Regions from separate parts of the Homo sapiens genome. Here region 1 is linked to region 2. A link is an interaction called in ENCODE POLR2A ChIA-PET data of the cell type or tissue named here. Cell type or tissue: MCF 10A. All regions are shown on one strand. Links, peaks and the distances in the headings refer to the core of each region. The heading gives the core; the rest is flanking DNA. Region 1 overlaps PDIA6 (protein disulfide isomerase family A member 6). Region 2 has its middle 5.7 kb from the start of ATP6V1C2.

Evidence for each region. ChIA-PET counts read pairs that join two places held together with the same protein. Peaks named below come from ENCODE experiments on the same cell type or tissue, not always from the same donor. Only the 100,000 strongest peaks of a DNase experiment are listed, where the experiment ranks them.
Region 1: POLR2A ChIA-PET joins it to region 2 with 5 read pairs; 5 of 35 experiments call an interaction of 5 or more read pairs at or near these places.

The regions. Positions count from the first base shown.
Region 1 is chr2:10,790,873-10,800,520 of GRCh38, forward strand. PDIA6 (protein disulfide isomerase family A member 6) reads right to left here. Exons shown (of 13, transcript NM_005742.4): 3 at 6,828-6,885; 4 at 6,209-6,335; 5 at 2,224-2,330; 6 at 923-1,053. Among named protein-coding and RNA genes, the nearest start is that of PDIA6, 17 kb to the right of the region's middle. In MCF 10A, for the core only: no CTCF peak of the experiment used is centred there; no DNase peak of the experiment used is centred there.
Region 2 is chr2:10,711,110-10,720,757 of GRCh38, forward strand. No RefSeq gene overlaps it. Among named protein-coding and RNA genes, the nearest start is that of ATP6V1C2, 5.7 kb to the right of the region's middle. In MCF 10A, for the core only: no CTCF peak of the experiment used is centred there; DNase peaks (open chromatin) are centred at 4,992 and 6,702.

The DNA.
Region 1 (9,648 bases), core at 3,800-7,799, 79 kb after region 2:
ACAGTCTCTCTCTGTTGCCCAGGCTGGAGTGCAGTGGTGCAATCATGGCTCCCTGCAGCCTCAATCTCCTGGGCTCAGGTGATCTCATTTCAGCCTCCAACATAGCTGGGACTACAGGTGTGTGCCACCACCCACTGTTAATTTCTACATTTTTAGTAGAGATAGGGTTTCCCCATGTTGCCCAGGCTGGTCTCAAACTCCTGGCCTCAAGTGATCCACCTCACCAGGCCAAATACTTGCATTTTAACTTGCAGCCCAAACACCTTTCTTTTCTTTTCTTTTTTTTTTTAAGACAGAGTCTCCTTCTATTATCCAGGATGGAGCGCAGTGGTGTGAGCTTGGCTCACTGTAGCCTCTGCCTCCCACAATCAAGAGATTCTTGCACCTCAACCTCCCAAGTAGCTGGGACTACAGGCACACGCCACCACACCCAGCCAATTTTTTTGTATTTTTAGTAGACATGGGGTTTTGCTATGTTGCCCAGGCTGGTCTCAAAGTCCTGACCTCAAGTGATCCGCCTGCCTCGGCCTCCCAAAGAGCTAGGATTACAGGTGTGAGCCACCATGCCTAGCCTATACTTTTTAACTGATCTGTGCATTTCTGCCCAATCCCCAATTATGTCACACCTAGAAAACATTTTGTGTGTGGCTTTACTAAAGATACAATGCTACCCTTCACATGAGCTTCCCATTCCACCACTGCCCCTAAATCCAGACATGAGCCAGTCCCTTGTTAATCTTTGGCAATAGGAGAGTGGAAGCTCTTGGCGCTAATGTCAATGTTTAATATTCACTTAGAGTCAGAGTTTTGCTGGAAGAGATCTTAGTGGTGATCTATTATCTACTTCAGCTCTTTCAAAATAAGCTAATGAATGTACTGAAAACACTGTGAATGAACAGACTACTTAGTAGAAGGCACTTACTTTTTGCAGTGTCCACACCAAGGAGCATAGAACTCAACCATCCAAACATCTTCACTGTCCAGAACATTCTTATCAAAGCTGTCGTCTGTCAGCTCAATCACATCCTTCTTACTTGAACTATCACTTCTGCCCTGTCATTTATGACATTAAACATCAAACAATTGGGCCAAGAAGAACACTTTTCCTGTTTTAAATAATAACACTACTGCTACATCTTAACAAAGTTTTAGGGTTTTTCTTTAGTGAATAAAATAGTGAAAACGGTTGTATTCAAATTGGGTACATTCCTCAGCACTGTAATTTTTGCTTGGCAAATAGTCTTTTACTTTCAAGTAATTATCAATACATTCAGTACAACACATAACCTGTACCTGAATGCTGTCACCAGCTATTTTTAGAGAGAAACCTCAACATGGCTCAAAAAACCACCTGAACAACACTGTTCTAATTCAGACTCAAGTACAGCTGCTGCTTCATCCTAGGATGTTATGTTACATCTTTCATAGACAAAGTCCCTACCAGTCAACAGAGCTAAAAATAACACTTAATCCTTTTCTTTTTTCGAAGAATGTTCTTCAGTACTAAATCTAAGAAGCAGTCAGCATTGCTTTCTGTTGCCAGGCAGGGTGCAGGGGGCCAGGCAACTATGCTCATTAAATGTCTAAGTTTAAAATAAAAGGCAAGAGCATGAAATCTCTGGGTAAGCTCTGAGCCTGTATAAAGAAGCTAGTGTAACTGGTCTCCTAAAAGTAAAAGCCCATTTAATATTGATAGATCTTCAAGTTTGTCTTTTCACAAGAACATCAGTGTAAGCTTCACATTTCACATAAGGGCATCTAAAACACCAATCTGCTCCTCTCTCTCTCTCTTCTTCCCTATCCATTTGTGTAGAATTTTCCATGGATTTGGGGCTGACTGCCACAGATACAGGCCAAGAGGTAATCCAATCTCATCACGGTTTGCCAAAGCCTACCTAGAGGAAAACCCGTCCATCCCATCCCCACTCTGGACCTACAAGTGCCATGGGATGCCAGCACGTGGCTCCTGGGCCTGGTACTTGGACTGCAGGTGTGGCAAGAGGCCCTGGGACTGACTGGCTTTGGCAACAGCAATTCTGAGGAGGCCAAATGAGCAGGCTGGAGGGCTGGTTCCCTCTGGGATCGGTGGATCCAATCCTCTATTATTCTTTAATTGAGAGTTCACCACTTTAACATACTGTTAAAAAACAACTATCTTATACAAGGTATCCACTCTGGCTTCAAAATTATGACACATTAAAAACTGACATTTTATGGTCTTACTTGTTTTCCAGAACTGTATCCTCCGCTCCGTCCCCCGAGGCGATCCTTCACGAGCTGGCGCAGAGCACTCAGCGCAGCATCTACAATGGCTTCACCAGTTCTGCCACCTACAGGAGACGGAAGGTAGGCGGTCCTCAGCCCGGCCTTCAGCAAGTGCCTCATCTGGCCCGGCCCAAGACTGTGTCTTTACCTCACTGTCGGCTTCACCAGGTGTGACACAGTTCTGACACGTGTATCTCTGACAGAACACACTTTCTCCCCACAATGCATTTTGCACTAAACTTAACACTTGGAAAACCAATTCCTTTTCCTTTTTTATTTATTATTATTATTTTTTGAGATGGAGTCTCACCCTGTTGCCCAGGCTGGAGTACAGTGGCACCATCTCAGGTCACTGCAACCTCCGCCTCCCGGGTTCGAGTGATTTCTGGCTAATTTTTGTATTTTTAGTAGAGACAGGATTTCACCATGTCGGCCAGGCTGGTCACAAACTCCTGACCTCAAGTGATCCGCCCACCTCAGCCTCTCAAAGTGCTGGGATCACAAGTGTGAGCCACCGTGTCCAGCCCGATTTCTCTTCTTAAGTTTTACGTAGTGTGAACGAAAACTCCCTGCTCAAACACCATCTCCTAATGAGAATAACTCACAAATGTTTACCGAACATGAACATGGATGAATAAGAAGCTTAATATCTAGCTGAGAAAGCAGGGGAATTTCCCAAATAAAAAAGGAACAATTTCTGTGAGATACCAGATAGAAAAGATGGAAAAAGTAGGTATGAGGTGTCTTTAAAGCCAAGTAACTGGAAACCATTCCAGGCTTCTTTTTTTCTATCTTGCTTGAAACAGTTAAGCTGAACTTAATCCTAATATAAGTAACAAATCTGCATTAAAACTCAAAGAGGCAAGATGATAATAGTCTTTGGAAGTTCACCAAAAACTTATTTGCTCAAGACAGTCAGGGGCTATTAACTAACACAGAAGTACTGGAATAACATATGCCATCTGCTTTCTTCAGTTTAAAGGCAAAACTAGATCTAATAGAATCTCTTTAGAAAGTTCATTTTCTGGCCAGCTGTGGTGGCTCACGCCTGGGATCTCAGCACTTTGGGAGGCAGAGGCACGTGGAACACCTGAGGTCAGGAGTTCAAGACCATCCTGCCCAACATGGTGAAACCCTGTCTCTACTAAAAACACAAAAATTAGCTGGGCGTGGTGGTGGACATCTATAATCCCAGCTACTCAGGAGGCTGAGGCAGGAGAATCACCTGAACCCAGGAGACGGAGGCTGCAGTGAGCTGACATCGCGCCACTGCACTCCAGCCTGGGTGACAGAACGAGACTCTGTGTCAAGAAAAAAAAAAAAAATCTTTCTTTTTTTTTTTTTTTTTTTTTAGAGTTTTCTCAAACTCCTGTACTCAAGTGATCCTCCCACCTCAGCCTCCCAAAGTGCTGGGATTAGAGATCTAAGGTGTGGCAGCCGGCCTTTTTTTCTGCCCAGGAAGAGAAACTTTTGAGAACACACCAGACCTGACACAAGAAACAAAATATAGGCCGGGTGCGGTGGCTCACGCCTGTAATCCCAGCACTTTGGGAGGCCGAGGCAGGCGGATCATGAGGTCAAGAGTTCGAGAGCAGCCTGACCAACATGGTGAAACCCCATCTCTACTAAAAATACAACAATTAGCCGGGTGTAGTGGTGCATGTCTGTAATCCCAGCTACTCAGGAGGCTGAGGCAGGAGAATTGCTTGAACCCAGGAGGCGGAGGTTGCAGTGAGCCGAGATAGCACCACTGCACTCCAGCCTGGGCAACAGAGTGAGACTCCATCTCGAACAAAACAAAACAAAAATACCCACAAAATATATTACAGCAACTCTCAGCATCTATTCAGATAATCTTGCACTGTATCGCTGGCTGAGCCTACCAAGTATGTCACTTGATAACACAGAAGGGCAAGGCCTCAACATGAAACAGCCTCTGCTCCTTATCTATGTCAGGTATTTCCGTCATCTGAACCACTGCCCCTTCCCCGAGTCTTTATCTGGACATATGCCAAATCATGAAGTATACTAGGAAAAAAACTTTTCAGCGTTTTGGGCCATACTGTCTATTGCAACTACTCAATTCTGTTGTTCCAGTGCAAAAGGAGCCAGAGACAATATGTTGACAAACAGGCAGGGCTGTGTTCCAATAAACTAAATTTATAAAAACAGCAGCAGACTGACTGCACTAAAAACATGTGCATTTTCATAAGTGAGGAAAACTAAAACAAATTATTATTCAAAGGCAGAAAAGCAGGTGTTTACTCAGGGGAAAAAAAAGTCTCTCCCTAGAACTTTGGAGCTGGGGAGCCTAGCAGAGACAACGTGTCCAAGGCCACATCTTCATCTTCAGACGAAGACGAAGACGAAGATGAGCCCTCCAGCCTCGAGATTTGCCAACGACACATATTTGCCAAGTATTTGTCTCATATGCTTTATGTGTACTATTTCAATTAAGCTTCTGGTACCTTAAAATAGGTTTGCACATCCCCATTATACAGAGAAGCAAGACACTAAGTACTGTTTAGTTACGACGCTGGAGTATGGAGAGGCTAGCAGCCAGGCAGCCAGGATGGGCTGCCTTCCCAGCTCACACACGACAGATTCTGTACCCCTCACCCCTACCTTCCCTGCCTTCTATTAGCTGGACTCAGGCAAGTCACCGATGACAGACAACTCTTTTACTACGATGTTGATGCTGCCACCCAACCCATGAGCTGATACTGCTCACATAAAGCAAAACCTAAGATGACAAAGTTCAGTCACTCATATGTTCCATATAAATCTTCAACAAAAACCTTTACCAAATTAGTCATAATTTCAGCTTCAAACAAATTATGCCCAATACTTTTACTAGCACTATGGATCTGGCCCAACCCAGCAACTCTGATTATCTTAAATAGAATAATCTGTTTGTGATATCTTTTTTTTTTTTTTTTTTTGAGACGGAGTCTCGCTCTGTCGCCTAGGCTGGAGTACAATCTCGGCTCACTGCAAGCTCCGCCTTCCGGGTTCACGCCATTCTCCTGCCTCAGCCTCCAGAGTAGCTGGGACTACAGTCACCCACCACCGTGCCCGGCTAATTTTTTGTATTTTTAGTAGAGACAGGGTTTCACCGTGTTAGCCAGGATGGTCTCGATCTCCTGACCTCGTGATCCGCCCGTCTTGGCCTCCCAAAGTGCTGGGATTACAGGCATGAGCCATCATGCCCAGCCCGTTTGTGATATCTTAATTAAATAACAAGACAATTCTCTAAGAGTGTGGTGCCTGTAATCCCAGCTACTTGGGAGGCTGAAGTAGGAGGACTGCCTGAGCCTAGGAATTTGAGTCCAGGCTGGGCAACACAGCAAGACTCTGTCTCTTAAAAAAAAAAAAAAAAGAAAAGAAAAAAAGAATAGTGTGGCTGAAATAACATTTAGTCTTGGGAGGGTGAAACCTGAATTCTTTCTTTAGTTGCCTCAGTGGCTCACAGCAGACACTAACAATTTACTTATCTACAAAACAGAATTTGTGGTATCCATTTATTATTGACAGTTTAGGAGACTAAGACTCTCAAATTACAGTCTCCTTTTCCATAGTGTTATGTTAGACCCTTTTCCTACAGTAAAGGGAAGAGAGATTAGAGCAAGAAAATACATGTAGATCTTTATTAAATACAAGTGACTGTAATGAGAAAGACAACAGGGTAGCACAGAACACTATTTTCTATCATTGCCAATGTAGCATAGACCTAAGCAAGCGTTAAGTGATGAGACAAACCTGTGTGACACATATTTCATCTTCAGAATGACTCGGAGGGTATAGGAATCACTGTGTACCATTTATAGATAATTCAGGTACAATGAGGTTGAGAACCTTGCAGGTAGAGCAGGTTCTCAAGCTTGTTAAAGAACAGTAGGTTCTTGTCTACCAGGGGAATGAAGTAGCTAGGAAAAGTCCTTACCTTGGTAATCTTCTGGTCTGTTTTTGTTGGATCCAAAAATCTTAATGGTAGGAAATCCCTGAACACCATACTGACCTCCTAGGGAATGATGCTTATCTGCATCAACTGCACCAACTTTGACAACATCCTGTGGAAATGTAAAAGAAATAACAATTTTTCCTTCCGCTAAAGCAGACTCCACAAGAACTCATTATCTGCTTCACATAGACTCAGAAAAAGGTAATAAAGCACAGGGTGCAGTTTGCAATCAGTCAATAAGGGCTTTAGCCTTGAACACCAGAAGAGAATCTAAATGGAATGATGGGGGAAATCAAAGCCCATGGAGGGAACTCTGCAGCTCACAGAATTGGCAGGGCTGAGAGTAACTGTCATTTATCTGGGAAAAACAATAAACAAAAACAGGCAATGTAAACATTTAAATGTGTATTATCCCCTTGTTCTCAGTATGATTTTGACAACAGAACCAGTATTTTCAACTCTGATATGCAAACTAGCTTCCCATTGAACATTAAACCATCTGCATACTTATTACTTAAACATACACAGGTGAATATGGACATCTTAGAAACTTACTGTAAAAAAAAGTTTTGTAAGCCTTTTGCATTCCTAAGAAACTTACTTTTAATGCAGTTGCTGCTTTCTTCCATTCTGGTGTTAATCTTTGACAGTGACCACACCTTTTGGGGGAAGACAACACAAAGCAACCATTAAAGCCTTTGATTCTCAATTCAAAAAATTCAAAAATTCAATTAAAAAACCCCATCAATGGTCTATTGAATGAGATGCCTGCAAAGAGGACAAGCACAAATAAAACAGGATCAAGGCCGGGCACGGTGTCTCACGCCTGTAATCTCCAGTACTTTGGGAGGCCGAGGAGGGAGGATCACTTGAGGTCAGGAGTTTGAGACCAGCCTGGCTAACATGGTGAAACCCCGTCTCTAATAAAAATACAAAAATTAGCCAGGCGTGGTGGTGCACGCTTGTAATCCTAGCTACTGGGGAGGCTGAGGCACAAGAATCACGTGAACCCAGGAGGCAGAGGTTGCAAGAGCTGAGATCATGCCGCTACACTCCAGCCTGGGCAACAGAGTGAGATTCTGTCTCAAAAAATAAAAATAAAAATAAATAAGTAAAATAGGATCAGCAACCTGGATGAACTCACCATTTTATTACTTACAACAATCACTTTTCATATCATCCTAATAAAAAAGCTTCCAGCCAGGTGCAGTGGCTCACGCCTGACTTTGGGAGGCCAAGGCAGGCAGATCACTTGAACTCAGGAGTTAAGACCAGCCTGGCCAACATGGTGACACCCTGTCTCTACTAAAAATACAAAAATTAGCTGGGCATGGTGGCACACACCTGTAATCTTAGCTATTGGGGAGGCTGAGGGAGGGGAATCGCTTGAACTCGGGAAACGGAGGTTGCAGTGAGCTGAGATCGTGCCACTGCACTCCAGCCCGGGCAACACAGCAAGACTCTGTCCCCCACCCAAAAAAAAAAAAAAAAGCTTCCGAATTACTGCTCAATTAAATCACATTTAAACTCTATAATTTACAACTCTACACCCTCAACAAGCCCTTTAGAATCTATCTGGTCCAATGTGCTTCACTGTGTGGAGCTGAAAGCCTAGGCACGATGCAGATTCTTGGGGTCCACAAACCCAAACTTCCTAGTGGAAGAAGTGCATTTTATTAAGTTCTGCTAGTGATTCTTAAACCTACTGGGGTTTGATAGTCTCTAGTCCAACTTTTTAATTTTATATATGAAGTATCTGGCCCAGATCAACTATGCCTATATCTCAATACTTTCTGGGTCCCGCAAATTGCTTCTGGACTTAGAAACACATGCATAAACCCACGTTAGTGAGCCTAACAAGCCGAAAAGCATGACGTGACACCACAAGATGGCGATGTGAGTGAATGACTGAGGTGGGGGGAGGCAGGGAAAGCGGAAGAGAGTGGGGAGAGGAGGAGAGAAGAGAACACAAGGAAAAACAACCTTAACCTTGCAGGTACTATTATTGGGAAATACAACACAGAAAAGCGCTTTTAAAAAATTACATGTGCGTAAACCTATTAGCCCTTACCACTCATTGAGGTTGTAGGTAGCTATACTGTTTATTTTTATTGCTGTGTAACATTCACTGTATGCAGACACCATAGTTTATCCATTGGTGATTTAATGCATTTTTAAAAACAAAGTAAATTCTCTTCTAATTAGGTCTCTAAGAACCAAATGCACAAATGCTAGGTGCCAGCACCATGATGAAAACACTTATAGATGACTTCATTTAATCAGCATGAAGCTGAGGGCAGGTCCTCTTGTTATTTCATTTTACAGATGATGGAATTGATGTTGAGAAGAAATTTACCCAATATCACAGCCATCCAGTGTCAGAGCTGCCTGACAAGTTTTTGATTCCAAACACTACAATCATACAGGTAGAAGTCGTAATTATTATGTAACTGAGTATTGGGGCCTAAACTCAATCCCAGTATCTGAAGTTAGGGTCTATCGGGGGAATGTCCTGAAATGCTACTTCTACATATTTACATACAGTATGTTTTGTTGTTTAGGTGAGATACTAAAAAATTCAGAAGTCAGATTTTTACAGGGTTTTGTGCCTCTTTAATTTCAGTTTAAGAAAGGAGGACTAAATTCAGAGACTGTCAGAGTTCATCCTCTCTTCTATTTGATCTGCACATACATCATAATGCCACATACATATAAATATGGCATACAGTCTACCCAGGGGTTCTGCAACTGGGGTCCAGACTCCCAAAGGGCTGGTGGATAAAAATTTTGGGAATCCCTTTTAGGAAAAAAAAGAAAAAAAAAAAAAAAGAATAAATCTGAAGCCAAGGTGGCCTTTTAGGAAAAATTTAGGGGAGGGAGTCTATGAATTTGGATGAAAAAAAAGTCTTTATTTTCACTAATCTGTAATCGAAATTTAGAATTTCCTTACGAATGTAAACAACACTCCACAGTCAATTATTGTGACTTTATCATGAATGAAAATCACAGCTGTTTTCATGATCGCCACTATAGTTGCTGCAGGTATCTTCAAACATCATTTATGCCCATCACTATTCAGAATTATTGCAGCTGTCAAGCCTGCTGCTGGATCTTGGTACCGGTTTAGCATCTCTATTCTAAAAACCCACAACCTGAAATGTTCCAAAATCCAAAACTTTCTGAGCGACAACATGACACTCACAGGAAACAGTCACTGGAGCATTTCAGATTTTGTATTCTCAGATTACGGATGCTCTACAGCTAAGTATTATGCAAATCTTCCAAAATCTGACAAAATCCAAAATCAGAAACACTTCTGGTCCCAAGCATTTCAGATAAGAGATGTTCAACCTGTACTTACTGTTCTTGTAAAGTACTACATTAACATCAAAATTTTAATATTTCAATAATCATATTTCCAT
Region 2 (9,648 bases), core at 4,832-8,831:
TGAGCCACCGTGCCCGGCCATGTACCCCTGAACTTAAAATAAAAGTTATAAATAGGCTAGGTGCCCTGGCTTATGCCTGTAATTCCAGCACTTTGGGAGGCCAAGGCAGAAGGATTGCTTGACCCCAGAAATTCAAAACCAGTCTAGGCAACATAGTGAGACCCTGCTCCATTAAAAAAAAGAAGACATAAGTAGGTTAGTCAGGTGTAGGGGTATGCACCTATATGTGGTCCCAGCCACTCAGGAAGCTGAGGTGGGAGGAGGATCACTTGAGCCTAGAAGGTCGAGGCTGCAGCAGTGAGCCATGATCCTGCCACTGCATTCCATCCTGGGTGACAGAGCAAGACCCTGTCTCAAACAAACAAACAAACAAAAACAAAAAAAAAAACCACCCATAAGTAAGGATGGGAACAGTGATGGGGAGAAGGGGACTAGAATGAGAGGGAGGAACTTGGGGGTCTGCAGGTCACCATAAAAAGAAGGGTAAAGGGCGGTTTGTCCACACGTCGCTGCCCAACACAGTAGCACCATCCGTGTAGTCAATTTAAATTAATGCAAATATTAAGGCTGAGCCTGGTAGCGTGCCCCTGTGGTACCAGCTACTCAGGAGAGGCCTCAGATGGGAGGACCACTTGAGCCCAGGAGGACAAGGCTGCAGTGGGCTGTGATTGCACCACTGCACACCAGCCTGGGCAACAGAATGAGACCTTGTCTCAAAAACTAAATTAATTGGCCAGGCACAGTGGCTCAAGCCTGTAATCTCAACACTTTGGGAGGCCAAAGCGGGAGGATTGCTTGAGCTCAGAAGTTTGAGACCAGCCTAGGCAATGTGGCAAGACCCTGTCTCTACCAAAATATACAAAAATAAGCCAGGTGTGGTGGCATGTGCCTATAGTCCCAGCTGCTCGGGAGGCTGAGGTGGGAGGATGGCTTGTGCCTGGGATGCCGAGGTTGCAGTGAGATCACACCACTGCACTCCAGCCTAGGCCACATAGCGAAACTCTGTCTCCAAAATAATTAAATAAATAAACTTATCTAATTAATGAATTTAAAAAAATCAAGTAATGAAAATTAAATGAAATGTAAAACTGTTCCTTAGTTTCTCCAGCCTCCTTCAGGTGCACATGTGGCCAATGGCTTCCGTATTGGGCAGTGCCGTTATAAAGCATTCCAGTCATCACAGAGAGTTCTATTGGCCAGGGCTGGTCTATGCCGAGATTGGAAGCTAGGGGTGGGGACAAGGGGAGTTAGGGCAGAGTGCGGGAGAAGGGCCTGATGTGGCAAGATGGAGCAAGGAGAATTGCCCCAGGGCTGGTAGGTGTGGGGACAGGAAACAACCAACCCCTGAGGGGTTCTGAGTAAAACAGTGTCCTCAGGGGAGTACACAAGGTGGGGAAATTGAAAGAAGTTGGGAGCCAGAGGTTTTGCGGATGAGGGACATGAATGCCAGAGAGCACAGATGAAGGGCGGAGGGTGGAGGAGGGACAGGAAGAGGGACGGAAGAGGGGGTGTGCTGAGCCGCATGGAGATCAGAGTGAGCAGGGGAGGGTGACCTCGGAGCCCGTGGCTTCCTGAACTGTCCTCTAGGCAGAGTGGGGCCAGGCTGAGAGCTGGGGGTGGGAACAGGACCACCCTTCTCACTTCTACTAATGGAAGCCTGCCAAAGGGATTTTCCTGTTGTTGGTTGATAACTTTTTATTTTAACATAATTTATTTTCTTTTTCTTTTTTTTTCTTTTGAGACAGGGTCTGGCTCTGTCACCCAGGCTGGAGTGCAGTGATGTGATCTCGGCTCACTGCAACTTCGACCTCCCAGGCTCAAGCGATTCTCCCACCTCAGCCTCCTGAGTAACTGAGACTACAGGCATGCACCACCACACCCAGCTAATTTTTTGTATTTTTTGTAGAGATGAGGTCTTGCCATATTGCCCAGGCCGGTCTCAAACTCCTGGCCTCAAGTGATCTGCCCACTTCGTCCTCCGGAATTGCTGAAATTACAGGTGTGAGCCACCGTACCCAGCCTCGTAAATTTCAGCCTTACAGAAAAGTTGTAAGACTAGCACAAGGAACTTCCATAGACAGATATGGGTATATGATAGGACTATTATATTGGCATGTAATATATATGACATAGTTCTCTATATCACCTAATATATACTTACAATATGTACTATATATTATATAATGACTTAATTATATGTAGAAAATATTTGAGAGTAAACTGACGTATCTGTTAACTATCCTCTAATCCAGCCTGGAAGCCACCCATTTCTCCAAGGTTCCCTGGTTCCTTTTAGTGGATGGTGGTATTAGAAACTAAGATCTGGACTACTGGTATATTCAGTGCTACTGGTAAATCATTGCTTCTGAGGTCTCCCAGCAAACAGAGCTAGTAAATGGTTTATTTCTCTCTCTCTCTCTCTCTCCCTTCATCCACCCATTTTAAAATCTGGGAGTTTAGACTGGCACCTCCAGTTTCAGTTCAGCAGCACAGGATTTATTCTAGTTTTCTCCTTTTCCATATTTGGTTTGGGGTTTTATTTTTATTTTTCAGAGAGGAGGTCTTGCTCTGTCACCCACCCTGGAGTACAGTGATGCAATCATAGCTCACTGCAGCCTCAAACTCCTGGGCTTAAGTGATACTCTTGTATTCAGCTTTCTGAGTAGCTAGGAATACAGGTGCAAGCCACTGCACCTGGCTAATTTTTATTTTTCGTAGAGTTGGGGGTCTCACTATGTTACTCAGGCTGGTCTTAAACTCATGGCCTCAAGTGAACCTCCCACCTTGGCCTCCCAAAGCACCGGGATTACAGAGAACGGGACTTTCTCTCTTTTTTTTTCTTTTTGAGACGGAGTTTCGCTCTTGTTGCCCAGGCTGGAGTGCCATGGCGCATTCTCAGCTCACTGCAACTTCTGCCTCCCAGGTTCAAGCGATTCTCCTGCCTCAGCCTTGCTAGTAGCTGGGATTACAGGCACCCACCATGCCTGGCTAATTTTTTTATTTTTAGTAGAGACTATGTTGGCCATAGTCACCATGTTGGCCAGGCTGGTCTTGAACTCCTGGCCTCAAGTGATCCTTCTGCCTTGGCCTCCCCAAGTGCTGGAATTACAAGCCTGAGCCACTGTACCCGGCCTGAGAATTGGAATCTGATTTTGAATTTTCTGCTTAAAATTTAATGATCAGACCGGGCATGGTGGCTCATGCCTGTAATCCCAGCACTTTGGGAAGATGAGGCGGGCGGATCACCTGAGGTCAGGAGTGCGAGACCAGCCTGGCCAGCATGGCGAAACCCTGTCGCTACTAAAAATACAAAAATTATCCAGACATGGTGGTGGGCGCCTGTAATCCCAGCTACTCAGGAGTCTGAGGCAGGAAAATCGCTTGAACACAGGAGGCGGAGGTTGCAGTGAGCCGAGATGGTGCCACTGCACTCCAGCCTGAGCGATGGAGCAAGACTGCATCTCAAAAAAAAAAAAAAAAGTTAATGATCATTTATTTTTTAATTAATTAGTTAATTTTTAAATAGGGGTGGGGTTTTGCTACATTGCTCAGGCTGGTCTCAAAGTCTTTCCACTTCGGTCTCCCAAAATGCTGAGATTATATGATCACTTATGTCATTTAATATTCCTCTAAAATGTTTTTAATGACAGCATGATTATAAAATTACTAATTTGTTCAATCCTCTTGTTGGACATATATGTTGTTTGCAATTTTGTCTTATAAACATAATTGAATGGTTACAGATGTCGCTCATCCATAACGTAGATACCCAGTACTTAAATATACAGTGTTATATTTTCATGTCTCTTTCAAATCATTTCATATTTCTAAAAGAGACCGATCTAAGAGCAAAAACATTTACACTCAGCTTCCTCTGATTCTCCAGACATCCTCCAGCATTTAAGCCCCTTGCTTGAAGTGCAGTGATCCAAAATATATTGTCTATTCAGCACTGTGAACTTGGCAGTGAACAGAGTGCCTTCCTGAACTCTATAATCTAAATAAAATGATGGGAGCACTTACTGTGAGCACACCAGGCTCAGTCATGCTTAGACATTTTGCATGCGTTATCTCATTCCATTTTCATCACAATTCTCTAACTTGAACTTGAAGTCCCCATTTTCAAAACTGGGGTATTGAGAGATTGGGTAACTTGGAAAGGGCCCAGCTAGTAAGTGGCAGAACTGAGACTTGAGGTCCAATCGTTTTGACTCCAAAGCCAGAGCTCAAAACTCCTGCAGAGGGCTCTTGGCTGTAGCCCAAAGACTCTTCCCTAAGCACCAGCCACACTCCTTCTCTTCTTTCTCTTCTTTCTCCAGCCCAGGACTCTTGAGGTCAGGGACCTCTCCTATTCCCTGTGGTACCTCCAAGATGTAGTTAACCTACCATGTAGGCTAACTCCATCAAAGATAGGTTGAAAGTGACTGAATGCAGGAGTGGCAATGTGCCATATATTTATAATAGGGCAAAATTCGCATCTTCCCAAAGAACCCTGTGAGGAGAAAAAGGAACTTGGAAGTGAGAAATAAAAGGAGGAAAAGAAGCAGAGATGAATGGAGCTTTTTAAAGTAGTAAATGCTAATAGCACGTCGTTGCCAATTGCTTAATATGCACTGTTCACTCTGCCATATCATTTAATTCCCGGGAAAACCTTATGAGGCAGGTACTTTTCTTTTTTCTTTTCTTTTCTTTTCTTTTTTTTTTTTTTTTGAGACAGTTTCGCTCTTGTTGCCCAGGCTGTAGTGCAAGGGCGCTATTTCAGTTCACTGCAGCCTCCGCCTCCCAGGTTCAAGTGATTCTCCTGCCTCAGCCTCCAAAGTAGCTGGGATTAGAGGCACGTGCCACCATGCCCAGCTAATTTTGTATTTTTAGTAGAGATGAGGTTTCTTCATGTTGGTCAGCTGGTCTCAAACTCCTGACTTCAGGCGATCTGCCTGCTTTGGCCTCCCAAAGTGCTGGGATTACAGGCGTGAGTCACCACGCTTGGCCGACAGGTACTATTATTAACCACAGTTTACAGCTCACCAAAAAGTCCACTGACGTTATGTAGAAACTTATGTAGGCCAGTTACAGTGGCTCCAACTTGTAATTCCAGCACTTTGGGAGGCTGAGGTGGGTGGATCACCTGAGTTCAGGAGTTCAATACTAGCCTGGCCAGCATGGTGAAACCCTGTCTCTACCAAAAATACAAAAATTAGCTGGGCATGGTGGCGGGTGCCTGTAATCCCAGCTACTCAGGAGGCTGAAGCAGGAGAATCACTTGAACCCTGGAGGCAGAGATTGCAGTGAGCCAAGATCGTGCCACTGCACTCCAGCCTGGGCAACAGAGCCAGACTCTGTCAAAAACAAACCAACCAACCCACAAACCTGTTGTCCCAGCTACTCAGGAGGCTGAGGCATGAGAATTGCTTGAACCCAGGAGGTGGAAGTTTCAGTGAGCTGAGATCGCGCCACTGCACTCCAGCCTGGGCAACAGAGCCAGACTCAGTCTCAAAAACAAACAAACAAACAAACAAACAAATGCAATTACAGGCTGAGTGCTAGTAACTAGGTCTTTGCATGGGGCCTAGAGGGGTGGTTTAGAGCTTGTAATGCCAGAGACACTTGGAGGTAGAAGAATGAAGTTCAAGACCCGGTTCTACCACTAAGTGTGCTTTGATCAGCTCAGTTAATCTCCTTGAGCCTGCTTCCTCATCTGTGAAAGAGGATCATGGTCTTCCTGGTATGTCTACACCTCGTGTGTATGCACATATCACATCCTGCTTAGTGTTTTGTGTTCAGACCTTAGTGAGTTGGAACTGCTCAGTATTCTGTTTATCAGACTTGCTTTGCTCTAGTACTAGTATGAAAATGCTGATTTATTTTTGCATGCTCCACAGTGCCTGGCAAATATTGTGGGGGGAAAAAAAAAACTTGTTAGATGAGGAAGTGAGCAGAGGTGACTTCTCCTTGTCTGTGTACACTAGGACAAATCCTGAGAATTCCCTGGCCTTAATTTCTCTGACCAAAACAGTGACAATGATAACAATGGCTGTCCTAAAATCACAAAGGCTTTTTGGGTGAAAAAGAAAATACAGATGAGAGGACTTTGGGCCCTGAAGAAGGATGGTAGATGATTTCGAGAGATTATTACAATGTGCTGCACTTAATATGTAAAACCGTAAAGAAACCTAAGAAAGCAGGAGAGGGAGAAGTGAGGGGAGCTCTTATTCGGTTGCTCTCACCAGAAATGCTGTTCTATCTTATCCTCATAACAAGCCTAAAAAGCAGGCATAATCTTGCTCCTTTGTTTTCAGCTGGGAAACCTGAAACATAGCAAGTGTAAGCGGCTTTTCTGACTGTCTGATTTCAAAGCCTAATCTGTTTCTACAGCACCGTATTGACTTGCAAGGGACAATTCTACTTGCATTTTTCTGTACTATAGATCTGTCCCCATAGAAAAACTCCCCAGGGCTCTTCTCAGCAAAAGCCAGAACAACCCACGTGAGCTGATTGAGATTCAAGGATATCTGGGCTGATTTGGAAAGGGCATCATCTTCGGATGGCTATGAAGTAATAAAGAAGTTCAAAATATGTCAGCTGGGAGTGGCCAGAGGACAACAGACCAACGAGGCCAGCCTCACCCTTCTGGTTCCCAAACCTGACGGGACTGTTCAATGTTGCACAGACTTCAGCTGGCTCAATGCACGATCAGTGCCAACTGCAGAAACATTTCAGAAGTAACTAACTAAAGCCAAATTCATAATAAGCTGCAGATGACTCAAGACTCCTGGCATTTCCTCCCCAGCCTTTATTCCTGGGAAGAGATGGTGTTTATTATGACCTGGGTACTATATTTTTCATAACCTGGGGAGTATTTTAAAAGCAGTGATTAAGGCACACAAACTTTTAAGTCTTTTAGCAGCAGATTTCAGAAACTTTAAAGTTGTATAGGGAGGGGACAGAAAATGGGTTGCTAAATGGTGCTTCAGGTTGAAATATGGAAGAAAAATACTTTCCTTATACAGTGTAAATGCTAAATCATACTCTTTTAATATACCAAGGGAGCAGGCTCCAGAACTTTTTGTTGTTTTCTCCCTATTTATCTGTTAAAGGCTGATCTTTGTGAGAGAAAAACACAAGTTAGCTCAAAACTGGTAAGTACACATGTGGTTGCCTTTGAGAAATGCAAATCAAACAACCTCTTGGACAAGATTCCCGCCCGCCTTGCCACCTTTTCAAGATGTAAGTTGTTTAACAAGGCATCTTTATTTGGCTTCAGAATCTTACTCAAGTTCTGAGCTGTGGTAAACTCTGATGACATTGGATTATCCTTTACTGATAAGATACATTTGATAACTTTTTTGATCTTTAGAAAGCAAACAGCAGAATGCCAAGATTTATGAATAATATATAATCTCAATCATGCAAAGAAATCTGCATCTATACATGAATATGCATTAATGGTAATAAAGAATTTAAATGTTAACAGCAGCTAATTATAGAATTACAAGTAATTTTTATTTTCTTCCTTATACTTCTCTGTTTGCCAAATTCTTTTTAAAAAACAGAAATTTCAAGCTCATTCTTGTTGGAGAAAAGAAAAGGAGAGAATTACCTATATAAGCAGATAAAAAGTTATTTGAAAAATATCAAGCTACCCCTGCAGCAGTAGACATCATCCATTATAAATTCAGCTATGAAACAAGAAACTTAAGATGTGAAAGACCAGAAAGATTTTAGATTTTGAGTAGGAAGATTTTGAGGAAGACAAGGAACACTGTAGGTCCTTATTATTTTCTTAATCAGATGATGTCCAGAAGTTATTTGTGTGTTTTTGTTTTTGTTTTGTTTTGTTTTTTGTTTTTGGAGATGGAGTCTTGTTCTGTCACCCAGGCTGGAGTACAGTGGCATGGTCTCGACTCACTGTAACCTCTGCCTCTCAGGTTCAAGTGATTCTCGCGCCTCAGCCTCCCTAGCAGCTGAGACCGCAGGTGCGTACCACCATGTCCAGCTAGTTTTTTTTTTTTTTTTTGGGACGGAGTCTCGCTCTATCGCCCAGGCTGGAGTGCAGTGGCGCAATCTTGGCTCACTGCAACCTCCGCCTCCCGGGTTCACGCCATTCTCCTGCCTCAGCCTCCCGAGTAGCTGGGACTATAGGCGCCCGCCACCAAGCCCAGCTAATTTTTTTGTATTTTTAGTAGAGATGGGGTTTCACCGTGTTAGCCAGGATGGTCTTGATCTCCTGACCTCGTGATCCGCCTGCCTCGGCCTCCCAAAGTGCTGGGATTACAGGCGTGAGCCACCGTGCCCAGCCAGTTTTTGTATTTTTAGTAAAGATGGGGTTTCACCATGTTGGCCAGGCTGGTCTCAAAGTCCTGATCTCAAGTGAGCCACCCGCCTGGGCCTCCCAAAGTACTGGGATTACAGGCATGAGCCACCGTGCCTGGCCTATCCAGGAGTTATTTGTGTCTGACTCTCTTAATTCACAGAACAAAGTTTTGTTTTGTTTTGTTTGTTGTTGTTGTTGTTGTTTTGGTTTGGTTTGGTTTGGTTTGGATTGGGTTTTTTGTTTTCTTTTTTGAGATGGAGTTTCACTCTTGTTGCCCAGGCTGGAGTGCAATGGTGTGATATCGGCTCACTGCAACCTCTGCCTCTGGGTTCAAGCGATTCTCCTGCCACAGCCTCCCGAGTAGCTGGGATTAAGGCATGCGCCACCACACCCAGATAATTTTTTATTTTTAATAGAGACGGGGTTTCTCCATGTTGGTCAGGCTGGTCTCGAACTCCTGATCTCAGGTGACCTGCCCACCTGGCCTCTCAAAGTGCTGGGATTACAGGTGTAAGCCACCACACCTGGCACAAAACAAAGTATTTACAGGTAACCAGGTGTATAGAAAGAGTGGTGCCACGAGCCAGGTCACAGATACTTCTAAATGTGTTGCTCAGTCTCTGAGAAGCCAGGTCCATGGCTTTGAACCTTGCAGATGGGAAAATGTGGACTAAAATAGAAAGCATGTGTTCTTCCTCACCCTGATTATCTAGTCCTGCAGGCTTGTTGGGAGCAGTAGAAAGGACATAAGACTCAGCCACAGGCCCGAGTTCCAACTGTAGCTCTGACATAACCAGCTGTGTGACACTGGGCAATTCACGTAACTTCTGTGGGCATCTCCACCCTTGTTTGCAGATGAGATCTGCCCCCAGCTCTAAGATGTTTTCCCTGGCTGGATAAAATGTCGTGCCTGGATAACGTCCAAGATTGGAGACCACCCCGCTTTAATGTCTAACTGGGCCACTCCTTCCCTGGAATAGCCACTTAATGTCCTCAAACATACCGGAGTTTCCCCATCCCTTGGTTTCAGGTATCCTCCCTCAGGAAGATGTTGCAAGGACTGACTAATGCACATTAGTGTCCCAATAACGATGCCTGCTGCAGGTGCTGGGACTTCCAAGTCTAACCTAGGCTGGCAGTACGACCCCACTGTGATCTTAAAGCCACCTTTCTGTCCCGTCTCTGGGGCTTCCCATCCCACCCTATGTGATTACAGCTTAAGTCTCAGATGATGTCAAATCCTTCTGCCAAAGACCCTGATGCATTCACAAGAATGGGTTGATAGATAAGGCTAGTTTACACAGGAGGGGGAGTCCACGTTTAAGGAAGCAAGAACA